Linked DNA regions of Homo sapiens: region 1 is linked to region 2. A link is a contact called in ENCODE Hi-C data. All regions are on one chromosome and are shown on one strand. Each heading gives the region's core, a stretch centred on a gene start or an enhancer-like site at or near the end of the contact. The rest is flanking DNA. Distances are from core to core; before and after follow the strand shown. Region 1 holds the start of C10orf53 (chromosome 10 open reading frame 53). Region 2 holds the start of OGDHL (oxoglutarate dehydrogenase L).

What was found. A loop is a pair of places that touch in the nucleus more often than their neighbours do. Pooled maps may share reads with other maps.
Region 1: a loop to region 2 is called in a pooled map, with 6 times the contacts of the local background. The contact joins the promoter of C10orf53 here to the promoter of OGDHL in region 2. A Hi-C loop is called at or near these places in 2 of 50 pooled maps.

The regions. Positions count from the first base shown.
Region 1 is chr10:49,677,085-49,681,993 of GRCh38, forward strand. It overlaps C10orf53 (chromosome 10 open reading frame 53), which reads left to right and starts at 2,567. Exons shown (of 3, transcript NM_001042427.3): 1 at 2,567-2,710. The coding sequence starts at 2,614.
Region 2 is chr10:49,759,281-49,764,356 of GRCh38, forward strand. OGDHL (oxoglutarate dehydrogenase L) reads right to left here and starts at 3,043. Exons shown (of 23, transcript NM_018245.3): 1 at 2,959-3,043. RefSeq lists a silencer at 2,794-3,003.

The sequences.
Region 1 (4,909 bases), core at 1,317-3,816, 83 kb before region 2:
GCATAAAAGAGCTTACTGAATGAAAATTAGAGAGAGAGCAAGAGTAATTAAGCATAGCATTGGGGCTTCTCTTACCCCAGGGCTATCTAGTGCTCTTGAATAGGCGGTCTAGAGAATGACCTGCATTTTTTCAGTCCTTGCAGATGTAGAGGGTACAAGAACTGGAGTCCGGCACCACCAAGGATGGGGAAACCCTGATAAGTCACCACCCTCCTTAAGTTAGGATCCCAAAGGACTGCACCACAGGAATTAGGATTAAATATAAATCAACCAATCTCCAAATGGACTGTAGCCCAGTTTTGAGTCATCTGGATGGCTCAGAAAAATCTCAAACTCTGAAACTGTATGAAGATGATCCTGGGTTGGTACAAGTAGGAGTTAACAAGAAGTAAATTTTAAAATCTTCTATAGGGGAAGATACTATCTTAGGCCTCAAATTGTTTCTACAAATACTTTTTTAATACAATGTCCAGCACACAATTAAAATAAACCAGAACTCTAGGAGACAAGATAAAATGCGTAGAAACCAGCGGAAATAATAAACCGCAGGACAAACACATGGGTTCTCCAAACAATGGAATTCTCAAACACAGTCTATAAAATACCTATCTTTACTACAATGAAGGAGATAAAGCCAAACCTAAAACACTTGGGAAGAAACTGAAAGTGGCACAGCAGATTTGAAAAGAGAACAAACTAAAATTCTAGAATTGAAAAATATATAACTGGAATAAACAATCAAATTCCTGGCTTTTCTTCTCAGTTAAGAGCCAAAAAGAAAATTCGTAGACTGGATTACAGGTAAAAATGAATGAATGCATGCATACAAACGTGTATACATACAACCCCAAAAGAAGTATGGAAGAAGAAAAAAGAGAAAAGCACAGAGAAGACACATGCAGATTACAATGAGAAGGTCTAACATATACCTAGCTGGAGTCCCTGAGAATGAGAAAATGGAACAAAAGCAATATGTGAAGAAATAATGACTCAAACTTTTCCAAAAACTGATGAAGGACTTTAATTCAGTTTCAAGAATCTCAACAAATCCCAAGAGAGGTAAAATATACAGTAGCATACGTTGAGAGAATTAGTGGGAAAGGGTTTTTTAAATCCTTTACTGTTACAGTAAAACTACAGAAAGCAAGAGATAAAGAAACATAAGCGGTCTTGAAAACAGAAGAGTAACGGAAAACAACTATTCATACAAAACTTTTAGCAAAGTTAAAACAACGTTAAATTTCTAATTAATAAAAACACTACAGTGAGTAGAGGATTTTTGCCTTTAAAGACGTGTACAAAGTTTATAGAGAACCAGAAAATAAGTCCTTCTAAGACAAGACAGGTAACCACATAGAGCCAAGAGGATGAATAATGACATCATGTACAGTCCTGCCTTCCTCCATAGTCTGCTGGGTTCAGCTGTGTTGGTGAATTCAGTGGTTCTTGTCCGATGGTGCGAAACTCAAGTGCTGGGGGAAATTATGTATGACCCATAATAATGTCAAAATTCTGCTGATATCATTCCTCTATTTAACAATCGTGTATAAACTAATTCTCATCAAAGAAATATGTATCATAGAACATACTGTACACGTGGAGAGAATTAAAATACACAGTAGCATACGTTGGGAGAATTAGTGGGAAAGGGTTTTTAAAATCCTTTACTGTTCAAAAGGAGGGTAAAAATATCAACTACAATTGAATATTTAGAAAGTAAAGAAATGCTGTAATCGCAAGGGTATTGCGATTGTTAGGTTGGGCTAATTTCTGTAATAAACAACCCCCAAAATCTCAGTGGTTATGGAATAAATGTTTCCTTCTGGCTTCGGTCACCAACTAATGCAGATGGGTGGGGCTCTATTCGGCGCAGCTACTCAGTGGTCCAGGTTCCTCCCACGTTTTGGGTCTGTCTCCCCGGGAGCCTCGGGTCCTCCCTGGGATCCCGTATCTGGCTACCGATAAGAAGAGGGAGACAGCAGGTGTGGAGGAGACTTTTTAGGAGCCATGCCTAGAAGTGGTGGATGTCTTTTATGTCCAAATTCCAATGAGCAGAACTGAGCAAATAAAAGGGAATTGGACGAATTCAGTTTTGGCTCCACCAAATAGCCTAACTGGTGACAGAAGGGGCCGGGGGAAGAAGGTGGGGGAAGAAGAATGATGAACGAATACTCCCAATCAATCAAAAAGAGGCAAGAAAATAGAAGAAATGCAAGGGTTTCCAATCCATACTACACCCCTGTCACTCTTGGGACCGCAACTTGCCCTCCCAGAGCCTCGGTTTTGTAAACAAAAAACATAAAATACTTCCTAGGGATGGTAAACTGATTCAACCAGATAACGCAGGGAAAATGCTTCGCACGCCGCCTGACACGAACTTACTGTGCCTGGCTGCTGCTGTTATTTATCACTAACACTTGCCACACCAGCTCAAACGCGCGTATTTGCGGACCAGGCGCTGAGGGTCACGTGAGCAGCTTGGGGCCGGGAGGATCCCCTAGCGCCACCCCGGCCCCGCCCGGCGCGTAGCGACGCCCACGCGCCCGGGCCGGAAGAGAGGTTGCTTAGCAGCGTGTGTTTCTCCCTTGCCTCTGCGGCGGCGGAGGCCTGGCGATGCCCAAGAACGCAGTGGTCATCCTGCGCTATGGGCCCTACAGCGCGGCAGGCCTACCGGTGGAGCACCACACCTTCCGCCTGCAGGGCCTGCAAGGTGGGCCTCCTCGCCGCGTGCGCCCCTGAGGGCCCCAGCCTCTGAGCATCCGTGCAGGTGGTGCCCTGTGCCTAGGCCTTCCTCAGACCCCCACGAAGCGCCACCTCTCCAGGAAGTCTTCCCCAGGATGATGTTGCAACCTATGGCTTCCAGGGCTGGGCTAAAAGAGTGGGAAGGCTCTTCTATCCAAGAGTGAGCTGTGGGCCCACCCAGTGCCCAGCAAATTACAGAAATTACCTCCATAGAAAAAATTACATAACCCTGCTTTAAGAATTGGGAAACTGAGGATCAAGAATATTAAGTGACTTTCACAACTCAAATGGCTGGGAAGTAGCGTTGCTGGTATTCCATCTCTTAATCGTTCATGCAGCAGACTTTTATTAAGCACGCAGTGTGTGTTGGACACCCTTCCAGGGACTGAGGACACACTGTTAAACAGTGATGAATGTCCTTGAAGTAATCTCCTTGTTAACTGCTAAATGACAGCTGTGCCTAAGCTCTGACTGAGGCTAGGTGGTGCCATGGGAGCTAACCACAGTGGGACCTGTGACTAGCCATAATGGGAGGGGAGAGGGAGAGGTCTGGAAAGGCTCATTTAAGTGGAGCCTTAAATGAGCCCACATTTAAGTAGACCTTTAAAGAATGAGTAGAAACTAACCAGGTAAAGAGAGGAATGCCTTCCAGGCAGAGGGACTAATAATATAGGCAATGGCTGGAGGCATTCAATAAATGATGTATTAATATTTGTTAAACTGATGGGGGATGAGGCTGGAGAGGTAATCAGGCCAGATCCTGCAGTGCCGCAGATAAGTTTTAGGCAGGGGATGAAGCTGTTGCTGCTCTGAGGAGAACAGATTAGAGGGGGCAAGAGTGGAAACAAGGAAGACAAGTCTGTTGGGGTGGTCCAGGGCTGAGATGAGAGTAGCTTGGACCATAAAGGAGACCATGGATCAAAGTGAAAGCAATGGTACTTCCTGAGAGGATGGAGGTGGGAGGTAAGGGTAAAAAGAATGTTATCCGGATCTAATCAGTGTCTGACTTGAAACAGTGCTGATGGATGGATGTACTGTCCACTAAAATCAAAGACACCAAAGATGGACCAAAATTTGGAGGAATATGTGGAATCGTTCCAAAGGAACAGTCTATTTTGGTCATACAGATAGTCCCCAACTTAGACTTCTTGACTTTAGCATGGGTTTATTGGGAGGTAACCCTATCCTAAGTTGAGGCACATCTGAACCTACAATGGTTCCACTTAACGATTTTTCCACTTTATGATGGGCTTATCCAGGTATTAAGCCCACTTTCCACTTACAGTGGGCTCATTGGGACCTAGCCCCATCATAAGTCAAGGAGCATCTGAATTAAGCTTCATGTGCTTTCGGCTACCTAGACAGAGGTGCTGAATCAGCTCTGTTGTTCTGGAGTTCAGAGAAAAAGTCTGAAATGGAGATAGAAAGATGTGAGTCATTGACTTGGAGAGAACATATAGAATGAGATGAGAGCCCAGGAATGACCATTGATGAACTCCCATCCTATGACCCAAACTAAGAGTCTTCCAGGCAAAATACCCTGAAGCCTAAGGACACAAAAATTAGTTTTAGCTGAGCAATCAGGGAAAGCCTCCTGGAAGAGATGGCATTTGAGTTTGAGTTTGAAGGATGGGTAGGATTTCAATCAGCAGAGGAAGTTACTTTCTGTGAGAGAACAGTTGATAGAGAAATTTCTGTTGCAAATACCTCCATGTTTGTATTTGTCTATTGGGATTGCCAAAACAAAATACCATAGACTATGGGACTTAAACAATAGAAATATATTTTTTCAGTCTAAAGGCTAAAAGTCCCTGATCAAGGTCTGGCAAGGTCAGCTTCTGGTGAGGGCTCTGGGCGCTCTTCCTGGCTTGCTGACAGCCACCTTCTCTTTTGTCCTCACCTGGTGGGATTATATGGGGAGAGCGGGGAGCAAGCTCACTGGTGTCTCTTCTTATAAGAAGAAAGACACTAATCCTATCAGATTGGGTCCTCATCCTTATAACCTCATTTAACCTTAATTACCTCTTTAAGCACCTGTAGTCACATTGGGAGTTAGGGCTTCCATATATGAAGTTGGGGGAAGGGGGGCAACAATTCAATTCCTAGCAGTGTTGCATGGTGATGTTTAAAATGTTTTGTAGTTTTGGCTAAGAAGACAGCCTAAATA
Region 2 (5,076 bases), core at 1,793-4,292:
GGGCTAAGGTCTGGAGGGGCAGGAAGAGTAGAATGGAAGGCAGCCCCAGGCCCAGCCCAGCGCCACTCAAGACAGCTAACAGTCCAGGCAGGTACAGACTGGAAGCCCACCCAGACCACGGGGAACCAGGCCCTGCAGCTCATCTCACCTCACTCTGTCACCTGTGCCTTCCCAGGGAAAATATCTAAATCTTGGGCTTTCAGTGATGGGGGCTTTCTCTATTCCGCAGACGGTAAGAGTTCTAAGAGCCCTCTGCCAATCCTGGAGAACCCCCCAGATATCCCTATCCAGGCAGGTTAGGGGTTGATAGGGCCTACTGAGGTCCCAGATCACCCCATACCCCTGCCACCTCATCCTACACATGATGTGTAAAGTGGGACCTCTGTTCCCCACCCTACAACTGTGAGCAGAACCCCTTCCTCTGCTCCAGCACAGCCACTGCCATAGAGCAGCTCCCCATGAATACCAGCTAATGCCCTCCTGCCCAGACCGCCCAGCTTGTAAGCTGGGTGCAAGGACCACCCCACAAGGGGTCGCCCAGGCGGGAGGAGTCCCCTACCCCTGGACAGCTCAGGCCCCAGAAAATGTGCATTCTGGGGTATAACTGGCTTCCAAGTACTGCCCAGGCCAGGCCCTGAGCCAACGCTCCTGGTCAGGTGTGCTCAGCCAACACCTGTTGCACCCTTCTGCCTCACCCCTGCCATCAGCTCAACCATGTCACCAGAAACTCACTGGCTGGACTTTCCACAAAAGGTCAGGCCCCACCAGAGGGCAGGGCACAGCCCTCCTTCTAACTCACATGAGCCAGAGGAAAGGGGTGATGTCACCTCAATGGAGGGAGGACAGGCTCCTGGGGCAACCAGCAGCAAGCCTGAACAGAGAAAATTTTCAAAACAAAAAAGATTCCACTGCAGGGAGGAGGGAGGTGAGCTTGGGAGCCTCTGAGTGCCCCCAAGTTTCCCTCCCCAATGCTCAGCCCCTGAGGCTTCGGGTCATGTGGCCCAGCCCACGAGCCAGTGATGCCAAGCCCTAGAGCGCGGGGCACTTGGGGCCGGCTCCTCTGGGAGCAGCACCTCTCCAAGTGCCAGGCATGAGCTCTGGGGTCAGGCAGCCAGGGTCCCAACTCCTGTTCCACCTCTGACTATCCTAGAGGCCTGGGCAAAGAGAAGGTCGTGCCAGCCCAGCTGGCCACTAGGCCCAGGAGCTCCTGAAGCATCAGGGAGAATCTTCTAGAGCATCAAAAAGAATCCACAACCCAGGACGCTTTATCATCCCCAGTCTATGGCAAAGGAAACTAGATATCAAGACCATCGTCATGGGAATAAACATAATAGGCACCGTCAGGAGCACTGATTCTAGGACAGATACTGTGCTCATTTAATCCTCCCAACATCCCATGGGGTGGGCACTCATATCAGTTCCACTTTATAAACAGAGAAACTGAGGTGCAAGAGGCTAAGCTGGCTAATCTGGTGAGTGACAGGGCTGTGTGGGGTTCCAGCGACTGTGCCCTGATCACTGCAGTCAATATGTAAGCCAGATTTCTCTTAGCGATGCAGTTCCCATCAGCTGAGCCAGAGCTGCTCCCTCTGCCAGCGCCACTCCCACCCCCACAGGGGAATGGGGCAGTTTGGGCCAGATAGGGACAAAGTCTGGCTGTGTCCAGAATGGCCCGGTGCAGGAACACTGTTTTATAAACACTAAACAGTCTGGGTTGGCCACTGGGCACTGTTGTGACCTTGACCCAGCCTGGCAGGAGGGCAGCCTGCCACCCACCCCCACCTGCATCCCAGCAGGGCATGAGGGCTCAGTATCTAGAGCCAGAGCCCAAGCCAGCCCTACTAGTTCCTGCCCATACAGTCAAGGACAGCAACAAGGAGTGAGAGTCAGGTGCCCTGTGCAACCCCCTGCCCAGTCCAGACTCCAGCAGAGTTGCCCTGGGTATCTCTTGGGGGTCTCTTCTCTGAGGACAAGGTCACATAGCATCCCCAACCCAACCTCAGAACCTCAACCCAACCCCAGAAAACTGCCGACACCATGGCCACTAAGACTCCCACACACACAACCCTGTCTGGGGTGCCCTAGTGAGGACTACTCCCTAATGCACCCATTGCAGAGATCAGTAAACAGAGGCCGGGAAGGGTTCTCCCCAGAGGGCCCTCCAAGCTGGGCAGCAGCAGAGCCTGGATTCTCTCAGCAGCAGGTCTACTCTGACCCCACTTTCTGAGAAGCAGATGAGCTTTTGCTCAGCAACAAACCGCAATTCTATTTAGTTGGGGCCTGTTCCAAGACACTGGGGAGGGGCTGCTAGGGCCTGCTTGAGCCAGGTGGCCGAGGGGCGTCAAAGGGTCTCTCCGGTTCGGCGAATGCGTACTGCAGCCTGCTGTGGCCTCGGGATTACCCCGTCCCCCTCCCACATCTCCCGGGGGGCGGAAGAAGCGCATCCCATGCAAGCAGCGACCTCAGGCCATGCCGCCCTCTCTCAGGCCTCAGTTTTCTCATCTGTAATCGGAGACCGCGGTTAAAACCGTCTATTAGGCTCCTTGGTAGTCCGAAGCTGCCTATGGGTCCCGCCAGGTGCACAGCGCTGACCCTCCCCATCCCCCGCACAGCCCTCGCAGCTCCGGGCCCTCCCCTGGCCACGGAAGGCGCGGGGCAGTCTGAAGTCCTCGGGCTGGAGAAACCCACCGCGAGCACCCGCTCCTCTGCGCAGGACCCTGGACTAGCCGGGTGGTACGCGCGCGATGGGCTGGGGGTCCCGGGGGAGGCCACGGCCAGCCAAGGTCAGAGCCAAGGTCACAGTCTGTTCCTCCTCCCCCTCCCCCCGGCGGGGCCAGACTCAGGGCTGCGGGCAGCGGCGCCCCAGGACCCAGGAGAGAGGAGCTGTGGGGCCGGTCCCCAGGACGGCAGGAGAAGCAGCGGCGCAGGGACCGGGAGGGGGCGGGCCGCCGCGCTCACCGGGCGGGCGGGCCGGGTCCGCGCTGCAGCGAGGTCCGGAGGCTGCAGGTCAGGGGGCTGCGCGGAAGGGGTGCGCGCGCGCCGTGCCAATTACCTGGGTCACGTGACGCAGCCGCCCACGGGCGCGCGCCCCTGAGACTCCGCGCGTCGTGACGTCTCCATGGATGCCCCGCCCCGCTCCTGGCGCTGTCCACGGTGCTGGCGGCCCAGGCCCGAGGTCGCCCACGGCCGAAGGGGGGACTCCTCTCTGAGACCGCAGAACGGGGCTGAGGCCCTGAACCCCGTGTGCTCGTCCTAAAACTAGGACGAATGTACCAGACGACAAGCAGCCTTTGTGTGTAGGAGAGGATAGGTTTTGTTTTGTCGTCTGTAAAATGGGAATGCTATGAAAAGTTCCACTATCTTAGGGATGTTTTGAAAAAAAGATGAGATAATGCGTGAAAAGTGCTTACCCCAAATCTGATACACATTTTACCCATTCATCCTCCCACTGATGGTGACCCAGGCTGTCCTCACCACCCCGTGGCCACAAACAAGGCTGCAATGAACTTCTTCATACACATTCCCTTAGGATCCTGCGTGGAACTTTCTCTGGGATAGAGATCAACTTTCTAATTATTATCAGAATAGCAGATGCAATGTCCTGTTATTGTTTTAATCTGCATTTCTCTGGTTATCAACCATTTGCATCTCCCGTTGTTTGTTAGTTTGGGGTTTTCTGTTGTATTTTTTTCAGCTTTCTGTTGGGTTTTGTTCTCATTTAAATGCAGGGATTTCTTGTATAGGAACATAACATACCTGTGGTTCAAGTTGCCATCAAATCTCTCCTGGATTATCGCAGCAGCCTCCTAACTGGCTTCTCTGCTTCTACACTTACACTCTTGAATTTTAATCTCAAAACTACAGTATGCACTTCACAAGAATATATTCAAGTACATATCAAACCAATTAATATGGTTGCTTGTCGAGGGAGGAGGATGGGGAATGTGGATATGAGGTAATTAATCAATTACCCAGATCACTGCTGACAGAGTGCCACGAAGAAAGGAATACAACTAACTTCTGCACCTGAAGTCTCCCAAAAGTTCTTTATTTGGAGACAGTTAGGGATACATGTGGTCAAGAATCTTCAGCACTTAACACAGCACTATCATGGTATTTTTCAGTAAATATTTGTTGAATGAATGACTGAGTGAGTAAATGGACACTTGACTTGGATCCTGAAGGATGAGTAAGATTTTATCTGGTGCAGAAGGGCAGGGTTCATTGGGAATTCTTTGGACACAAGCACCAAAAATGACCTGGCTAGCTTCAGCCGAAAACGAGTTGATATGAAGGTTGTATATAAGGCAACTCACAGAATCAGAGGAAAGCTGAAAATTTACTTCAGGAAGCAGGGCTGAGCCATAGAGGAACTGTCTCTTCAAGGCTCTTCTGTTTTTCAAAATTCAAATTCCGGGTGAGAGGCAGTAATGTACTTGCAGTAGAGACGGAGTAAGGTGGCCAGATTTGAGAGACTTACGGGGATCAGCTCCACGGGGTTTAGTGGTTGACCAGATATGAGGGTGGAGACATAGATAACTCACAGGTGTCTGGCTTTAGTGACTTGGGCACAGTGGAACTTCTCAGTGAGCTAGGGAAAAGGAGAAGCTGCAGTTTGGGGTAATAGTGGAAAAGTTTACAAGTCAGAGTCACCGATTAAGAAAGATGGAAAGCCTGACACAGAGCAGCAGGCAGGAACAAGGCTCTTGCAAATCAAAAGGCTTCAGAGCCTTTCAGCCTTCCAGCCTAATTGGTGTTCTGCTAATTGCATTGATTAAAGCAAACATTTGGGGCAATCAACGCTCCCATGAGGGTGGCTGCCATTCTCAGAAGCCTGAGAGGATTAGTGGCAGTGGCTGTAGGCTTTGCAGAGATCTTCAGAAACAGACACCTTTCTTTTTTTCCCATGCCTGTGGCGTGTGTGTGTGTGTGTGTGTGTGTGTGTGTGTGTGTGTGTCAGAACATGGAAGTTTTTATTTATTCTAGTTGTACAGAACTTAAATGATACAGAAGGATACAGAACAAAATGTGAAAAGCCCCCTTCCACCTGCCCCAACCTCACCTCTTTTTTTTCCT